Regions from separate parts of the Homo sapiens genome. Here regions 1 and 3 are each linked to region 2. The links are chromatin contacts, found by Hi-C or POLR2A ChIA-PET in ENCODE. All regions are on one chromosome and are shown on one strand. The core of a region is the stretch at or near the end of the contact, and the rest is flanking DNA. Distances in the headings are between cores, read along the strand shown. Region 1 holds the start of FTCDNL1 (formiminotransferase cyclodeaminase N-terminal like). Region 2 holds the start of BZW1 (basic leucine zipper and W2 domains 1). Region 3 holds the start of C2orf69 (chromosome 2 open reading frame 69).

The links. A loop is a pair of places that touch in the nucleus more often than their neighbours do. ChIA-PET counts read pairs that join two places held with the same protein, here RNA polymerase II (POLR2A). Pooled maps may share reads with other maps.
Region 1: a pooled map shows a loop between it and region 2 (8-fold over the local background). The contact joins the promoter of FTCDNL1 here to the promoter of BZW1 in region 2. A Hi-C loop is called at or near these places in 8 of 50 pooled maps. POLR2A ChIA-PET finds 5 or more read pairs at or near these places in 2 of 52 experiments (H1 and T-cell).
Region 3: a map of heart left ventricle shows a loop between it and region 2 (9-fold over the local background). The contact joins the promoter of C2orf69 here to the promoter of BZW1 in region 2. A Hi-C loop is called at or near these places in 5 of 168 maps with a recorded cell type or tissue (CD4-positive, alpha-beta T cell, CD8-positive, alpha-beta T cell, heart left ventricle and 1 more), 12 of 37 single-sample maps with no recorded cell type and 22 of 50 pooled maps. POLR2A ChIA-PET finds 5 or more read pairs at or near these places in 1 of 52 experiments (OCI-LY7).

Annotation. Positions count from the first base shown.
Region 1 is chr2:199,849,918-199,852,617 of GRCh38, reverse strand. It overlaps FTCDNL1 (formiminotransferase cyclodeaminase N-terminal like), which reads left to right and starts at 1,426. Exons shown (of 5, transcript NM_001363886.2): 1 at 1,426-1,878. RefSeq lists an enhancer at 960-1,534 and a silencer at 1,366-1,645.
Region 2 is chr2:200,810,621-200,813,498 of GRCh38, reverse strand. It overlaps BZW1 (basic leucine zipper and W2 domains 1), which reads right to left and starts at 1,589. Exons shown (of 12, transcript NM_001207067.2): 1 at 1,509-1,589; 2 at 218-291. The coding sequence starts at 281. It overlaps BZW1-AS1 (BZW1 antisense RNA 1), which reads left to right and starts at 1,329. Exons shown (of 4, transcript NR_110275.1): 1 at 1,329-1,714. RefSeq lists enhancers at 236-751, 752-1,267, 2,116-2,375 and silencers at 1,016-1,385, 1,916-2,065.
Region 3 is chr2:199,910,040-199,912,761 of GRCh38, reverse strand. It overlaps C2orf69 (chromosome 2 open reading frame 69), which reads right to left and starts at 1,469. Exons shown (of 2, transcript NM_153689.6): 1 at 991-1,469. The coding sequence starts at 1,323. It overlaps LOC101927687 (a long non-coding RNA gene), which reads left to right and starts at 1,616. Exons shown (of 4, transcript XR_923766.4): 1 at 1,616-1,737. RefSeq lists an enhancer at 1,148-1,337.

The DNA of each region.
Region 1 (2,700 bases), core at 177-2,676, 960 kb after region 2:
GTCTCATTTGGCAAGTAGTATCATTATCCGATTGTTTGGAAAGGTGAAATACAGGGGATTCTGGTTCTTTGCCCTACCATGGAAGGAACATTTGGACACCACATTACTTTTTTTGGAAAACGGAAGCTAAAGCTAGAGGCCAAAAAAGCTCTCAAAAGAGAAGATGAAGAAAGTTAGGAATATTGGTCTGATTAAAAAGCTCTCAAAATTATCTAGTGAATGCTGACATTAGATAGGTATTGGTCTTTAGGTAATAACATGGGTATGTATCTACTTTATGCACTTCTATGCAGATTTAGTAGAAAAAAATACCTAAATATATATTTAATTCCATAGGATCCCAGTGCATTTTGAGGATTTAAACAGATAAGCCAACCTCAAAGGGACTGATTCTTGCAACTAAAACACAGACACCTCTGGGGTGAAATGTGGCAACAGTTTGACAGGCATAGCAGTAGCTTAGGCCAGAAAGGATTTATCCAATTAAAATTATGGGATGAATTTTGGCTGGCAGAATGTAATTACCAGCCTTGGAATGGATCCAGGATCCTGAGGTTAACACCCCTCCTCTTGCCAACAACCCTCCTACCTGCCAACACTCCGAGATGGAGAAGGCTGGATCTGACATAATCGCACATAATACTGTTGTGACATCTAAGTACAATGATGATGATGTGAGAAGCATCATGAACCTGATTTTTTTTAACACTCATTATGTTACTTATTTTTATGCCACATTAGGCTAGAAACCAAATGTCCACATAAATGTTAATTTCCTCAAATCTGTGTTTAAAAATTATAATTAGAAAATAAAAAATAGATTTAAAAATTAATTTATTCCGTCAAAGTAGTTATTTAGTGATTATTTCACTACAGGAACAAAATTGGATCAAAATGGTGACATTTAATCCTTGCTACACGAAAAAAAAAAAAGCAGGTCCTGATTTTTTGGAAGCGAAATGTGTTTTCAAGGTTGAGTGGCCTAGAAAAAAAGGAAATGCGGAAGCCTGATTCATATTCGTTGTAACTTTGACTAAATGGGTATGCGCAAGGACTGCTTTTGTCCCGGGGTGGGTCCAGTTCACAGTCACGGGGGGCACTAATCCTCCAGGAGGGGATTTACCAGAAGGGTGTGTGTGAGTGCGTGTGTCCCTTCCAAGGAAACGAGAGAAGAGCCCCCTGCTGGTGCATGATCAATAGGCAAAGACCTGATCATTAGATGCCAATGCCCCTTTAAAGTCATTAATTGACTAGAGAATTGTGGAGGGTCTGGCGATACGGAAGAGCAAACGAAAAGGCAACACTGATAAAAATCTGAAGCGTTCAAGGACGCCAGGCACGTGGTGCCGGGTCAGGGAGGGAGAGGCAGAGCCAGCCCGGTCGGTGTGCGGCTGGGGTGGGGCGCGCTCCGGGCGTCCGGGAGGCGGAGCCGGCGGCAGACGCTGCGCGCGGGCCACGCGCGGCGGCGGAGGCTGCGCGCGGGCCACGCGCGGCGGCGACTTGGGCTGGGCGGTCGCCCTGCCCCACCGCCCTTCGGCGCTCGCAGGTCCGCTCCCCTCCCAAACCGCAGAGCGGCAGGCGCGGCCGCTGGTTCGAGAGCTCGGCCGGGGCAGCGCAGCCGCCGGCTGCCCCTCGCTCCCAGGCGCCACAACCCCGCGCCCTCGCCGCTGCTGCGTCCCGCGAGACCTGTGGGGAGGCCGGGAGTCACTTCGGGTTCCCTTTCAGCCCACGTGGTCCTGGGACACTCCACCCAGGAACCTAGTCGGCACCGCGCAGGGAATCCCAGCAGCGGGGTTCTGGCCCCAGCACGCGTTGCGGCAGCCTGGCGAGCGTCCTTGCGGCCTCCAAGTGCCGGTGGGGTGCGTGCGCAGGGGGCAGGTGAACTGCTGCACTTTGCACTTGCTAGGCTAGGTTCTCCGCGGGTGGGGAGGCGCGGGGGCGGGGGACGGCCGAGTGTTTAATCTATCACCAGAGGTCATCCAATGGTAATTGAAGGATGAGCTGGGAGGACTAGGATCTCCCTGTCCCAAACACAGAGTGTTTTGGGGGGCTTGCGTTTGGGTCACTTTCTGAGCCTGGTACTGCCGCTCATTTCAGCTTCGCTGTGAAGGTGAATTTTTCTAACACCATCTTTGTGTGATTTAGCTGTCCACAGGGAATCAAAATGTGGAATGAGAGGATGAAACTAATCCTTTCTTTTGCACTGTTAGGGGTTGCCATAAACACCATTTGTTAAAAAGCATAATTATGTTGGGAAAGTGCCTGATGAGACAATTAAGCTGCATAAACACACTGAAAACAAATGAAAACCAGAAGACGCCCACACCCCTTGTGTAAAGCAATTTTTTGTTTACATAGAAACGAGAGGTCTGGGTTGCTTTATTACAACAATGTTATTAATATCTAGAAAAACCTAATGACAGAATTTTTATGAATTTTCAGTGATGAGATGATGGACATGATATGAAAACCTGCCTGCAAACCTGAGCTAGCTACGAAGCCTGAGCTCTCTCTAGGTTAAGATGATTAGGCCAACGAATGATCCTGGCGAACAAGCCAGTGGATTTATTGAGGGAGAGCACCATTATTTGCACCAGAGCACTTTTAGCTTAAACTCTAAAGTTTAACGCGTGTCTCAGAGTTAGACCACTGTGGTTGGTATCCCTCACACAGGGAACAGTGGTTGGTATCCCTCACACA
Region 2 (2,878 bases), core at 340-2,839:
CGGCTTAGAGATATATTGATACTAAAAATTAAGGCTTGAGCAGTAAAGCAGTAGAAATATTAAAGGTGTATGTGAAATGGCAGTCAACGAGAAATTCAAGTTTCTTTCTGGTATCTTCTTTTGAGGCTTTAGTAATATGCAAGTACCTGTCAGAGAAGGCAAGATACACAAGATGTTCTGGAGGTTTGAAGAGAGACATTAAAACGTAAATATTTACCTCTTTTTCTAGTTTTAAAACGCTGGCCTGATAGCGTTGGCTTTTGCTGCTTTTGATTATTCATAAAAGACACCCTAGGAAAGGAGAAATAAAGCCTTAATATCAGTGCCATAATACTAATTTTTAAAGCAAAACATCAAACCTTAGTCTAGTCACATATGAATCAAATGGAACACCCACTCTCAGGATATAAAGCTGGCAATTATACCCGATACAGGCACAAAGAATTACCTGCACTTGAATCAAATGTACGTCAAAATGTGCATTTCTCTCTACAAGAAACCCTTCAAATTAGTGCTGTGAACTACTTTTAAGCGACATTGTAGTGCTACAGTGATCACCCGTCATAAACCTAATTGTTCAGTTTTCTCCACATTCCTCTTTACATTCACTTACATCTTCCACGACCACTAAGCATCGCAGAACGCAAAGAGAGATTATCACCATAGTCAGCAGGCATCCAAAATGTGTATGCCAATTCTAAAACACTGTCAAAAGGTGAACCCCTTCTTCTGACAAGCCTGGTTACGGGCAGCACCATCCTACCCTAGGTCATGCCTGTGACCGCAACAGCGGCCGCCTTGCACCACTCAGGCCTGCAAAACTAACAGCCAGCCCAGCCTCCTTCGCCCATATCCCACAGTCCTAGCCTCCTCCCCGGTAACGTGTCTCCCAATCCACACCCTTCCCATGCCTCCCGCCCGAGCCACAGATCACCCGCTTCCCGCCCAGGACCCCATCGGCCACAGCGGGGCGCCGTAGGGTCCCGCGGCTCTTTCTCCACTGACCCTGTCGCCTGCGGTGGCGGCCGCCGCAACGAGCGGACCACAGTCACTGAGGCGCTTTGCGCCGGGGCCCCAGGCGCCCCGTACATCCGCCCGCCCTCCAGCGAAAGCAGCGGCGGAGGCGGCGGCCGCAGCGGTGGTGGGTGGCAGCCCCTCCGCCCCGCCCGCCGGAAGCCCCCACGCGTACATCACACAACAGAGGCCGCGGCGGCTTTGTTAGCCAGGCCGGGCACGGCCCAGAGGGAGCCCGCCTCGGCCACTGCCTTCGCAGCCAGCGCCGCGGCGCACACCCGGACCCCACCTCCCCACCCGGGCCGCCGCTACCCCTCGGCCTCCCTGCCGAAGCGGCGGCCTTTCAGGCCCTAGATCCGGCCCGGCCTCAAGAGGCGACCTCCGTTCGGGCCCATCCAAGCCGGGCCGCATCCAGCCCGCCGCCTCCCTCTCCCTCTGCCCGGCGTCCACGACCCGCAGCGTCCGCCCGGGGTGAGCGGGGCGCCGCGTCTCACCGAATTTAAGGCGAAGAGGAAAGAGCCAGAAATCCCCGATGTACCGGCAACTGCGGCGGTGTCTCCTCTGCGACCGGAACTAACGCCAGGAGGAGGGAGAGGTGCCACCCCCGCCCGGACCGCTCTCCTATCGCGAGATTTCTTCCCCTTGCCCCGCCCTGATCGTGGACAGGCGCTTCCGCCTTTTCTATTGCGCGCGGATTAGGGTGAGGGACTGGGATAGGGGAGGGGAGAGACGTTTCCAGTCTTCTTTATTCCCTTACTGGGTTCCACGTCGCCTGGACACTTGTCCTAGACTAGCTTATTTTTCTTCCCCCGCTGCGTCGTCCGCCCTCTTCACACATGGAGGGGTTGGAAGAGCGGAGCCGGCCCCCGCCGGTCTCGAAGTTGGACGCGTCCTCCTGGAGTCCCTCGCCGCCGGCCCCCTCCTCCAGCACCGGAAGTCGAAGCCCGAGGGCGGGGGGCCCTCGGGTCGTGCGGGGGCGGAGGCTGGGGGCGGGCATGGGGGCGTGGTTTGGGGAAGGAATCCGCACCTCGCCTCCGCCCTGGCCGGGATGGGCGGAGTTCGCTCCAGCTGAGTCCCCTGCCTGGCGACTTTTCTCTGAGGGGCTGTCTCATTGTTCACTACCTCCCTTAAGAGCGAAGAGGACACAGGCCGAAGATTGAGAAGGGGAAATTCTGTCCTCCAACCGCGGTCCCTGCGCGCTGCAGCGGTTGTCTCCCGAGTGTGGTGGCTATGGGGACTTGGAGAGCATCAGAATCCCTTGGAGGACTTGTTATAACAGACTGCTGGGCCCCACCCGTAGTTTCTCATTCTGTAGGCCTGGTGTGGAACCCATGAATGTGCATTTCCAACAAGTTATCTGTGATGCTGCTGCTGGTCCGCACCTTGAGAACCCCTCAGTTAGAGGCTATATCATCAGGGAGCTGGGGTACGATCAGATTAGATAGTGCGTGTGAAAAGCACTGTGGACGTGACAAAACTCTGTGCAGATAAAGATGCACAGCGCCTCTAGGATGTAGCCCCATGTTTTTATTCACTGTACAGTAGTTTACTTCTCTCCAGTTGCTTCCTCACTCTCTGGTAGGAGGAGAGTGGCTTCTCTTCCCTAAACCTTTTGATAAAATAGTTTGTTGACTTCTTTTCCCTAATTAACTATCTGACCTCTACCCCACCCCCCCGCAACTTCATGGAAAAATGACTTTCTCAGCGTTCGTTCCTGAAATTATTGCCAAACCCAGTGTTTTATTCTTCACCCTGTTTGCCTCCTCTGAGCATTGAATGTTACCTACCTCTCTCCTTGAATCCTGGCTCCAGCTATCCTGGTTACGTTCTGAATGTGCCTTTGCACGGTATTTTCTGACTCTTC
Region 3 (2,722 bases), core at 220-2,719, 900 kb after region 2:
GGCTGAGGCACGAGAATCACTTGAGCCCGGGAGGCGGAGGTTGCAGTGAGTCGAGACTGCGCCACTGCACTCCAGCCTGGGCAACTAAGCAAGACTCCGTCTCAAAAAAACAAAAAAGAGAAACATACCTAGCTATAGTCTAGCTTTACCTGTCTAGAACTTTCTATGATGATGGATTATTTTCTATGATAATGCTATATATCTGTGCTGTCCAATACAGCACACGCAAGCCATCTGTAGCTACTGAGCACTTGAAATGCAGCTAATATGAATAACTGGATTTTTAGTTTTATTTAATTTTAATTAATTCAGATAGCCATATATGGCTAATGGCTACCATATTAGATAATGCAACGTTAGATTAAGACCCAGTTTTCAGGGCAACATAACCACGGATATTTACCTGCAGCTATAAAATAATAAACATAACATGCAAAAGCAAAAGTACAAAAGAGGTGAGCATCAAAACATTGACATGCTTAATAATTATTGTCCCTTTTCTTCCACCCATCCCCACTCTTTTTTAGGGTTACTGGATGTCATACCTTTGTAATGTTTGTTTGGTTTTTAATTACTGCCACCGTTTTCTAAACACTACGTGCTAACTTAATTTGAAAGCCATCGCTCTGTCCCCTGCCCAACACACACACACGGTCCTCTGAGAAACCAAATTATAGAATAAATATACAAGATGCGTGTCACTCCCTGTCTCAAATTCCGCCTCTTGGAAACCTGGACCGACAGCTGGCTCTTTCGAGATCGTAGCCCTCGTCGGACACCTTCCCCATGGGGTTCTATGGACAAAGGGCGCCAAGGGCGTGGAAGGCACGGTTTTGGATTTCGTGGAGTAGAGGAAGAGCCACCCTCAGTGAATGTGTGGGTGTGTTCAGGCAAGGAAAGGAACCAGGCAGCAGCCACGAGGGAAGAATCAGTGACCGCGTACGTATACACGAGAGGAAGGAACAGATACCCAGGCAGGCCCCGAGTTACCTGCACATCCCCAGGGAAATAGAGGACGTGATGCTGGGGCGGCGGCTGCGGCTCCTCCTTCGCTGGGTCCCCGGGGAGGTCCTGCCGCTCCAGTCCCTCCCCGGCCGCCGCCAACAGGAGCAATTCGTTGCTGCGCTGCGGATCGGCTCCAGGCACGGTGGAAAGCTGCAGGCACTGACGGCGGCGCACCTCGGCCGAGAGGGAGCATCGCGCGCCGCCGCTGCCGCCCGGGTTCATGGTTCTGGCCTGAGAGCAGGACGAGGCGTTTCCGATTCCGAGCTGCGGCAGCAGGAGCAGCAACGGCGGCGACCGCAGGAGCCTGAACCCCCACATGGGTCGCCGCCGCGAGAGCGGTTCGGAGGTGGAGGGTGGCGGAGGGGTTCCTGAGGGAGGGACTTCAGCAGGCGGCTCAGCCGGCGGCTCAACGGTCGGCGGCCGCGGCCCGGCCGGGAGCCGGCGCTGAGGCGACGACGTCAGAGGCCGACGTCCGCGCGCAGCGTGCGTAAGGAAAGGAAGGGAGGGGTGTGGGCGAAATCGGTCTTGGGATCCCGGAGAAGACGGTGGGCGTGGCTTGAGGAAGGGCGTTTGTGATTGGTGGGTTCTGCCGCGGCCGGGAAGTTCGAACAGAAGTCTGGGGAAGAGCCGGCGAAGAGCAAAGAGATAATACAGTACTCCCAGCTATAGCAAGCGGCAGTTATGGAGCATGCGCAGCAGCAGGGGCGGCCGCAGGTCGCCGTTCAATAATACGTAATGTATAGACTTTTGAGTATACGAAGCTCCCTGTTTCTCTAGGTTCACCTGAGATTTATCTGGTCTTTCAGGGCTTAAAAGGGAGACATTCCCAAAGAAGATTCCGTGGGAAGTCTCCTACAAGCCCCGAAGGAAGGGAATCTCTCTCCTCATACCTTGAGTTTCCTGAGTACAATTATTATAGATATACGAAGATCTCTGTGCTCATGGAGAATTTGTGGTTAGATATGAAGCTAATTCATCTCTGTTTGGGAACAGGGTACATGATCTAGGACAGGAAAAAAACGGGGCGAGGCAGTACGCTTTACTTGGTGTTTTGCTATTTGGAGGTTTTCAAAAACTAAACAGTGTAGGAAAGTCATGTGTGTCCAGCAACTATCTGTGGCCAGTTGAGTAGGAATAAGATTTGGCGAAATGTATGCTCAGGCCTGTACTCCCAGCACTGTGGGAGGCCGAGGCGGAGGATCACTTGAGTCCAGCAGTTTGAAACCAGCCTGGGCAACATAGGGAGGCCTTGTCTCTACTAAATTTTTTTTTTTAATTAGCCGGGCGTGGTGGTGCATGCCTATAGTCCAAGCTACTGGGAGGGCTGAGATGGGAGATTGGATCGCTTGAGCCCAGGAGTTGTATGCTGCAATGAGTTGTGATCCCACCACTGCACTCCAGCCTGGGCAACAGAAGCAGACCCTGTCTCAAAAAATAAACCAAAAACAAACAAAACAGGGAAATGTGTGCGAGCGAGGATGAGATCCAAGTACTTGTGAGACAAAGCACTGTAAAGAGAATAATTAATGAAAATTACAAAAAACTACAGCCAACATTTGTTGAGGGTTTACTATAGGCCAGAAATCTAAGCACTTTATATATAATTGTTCGGAGTTTATATATGTGTATTTAAGCACACATACTGTTTTCTTTGGTCTACATATGCAAATAATAACAAATGGCTTGGAGTAGGAACATAAATGAGCAAATGATAAAA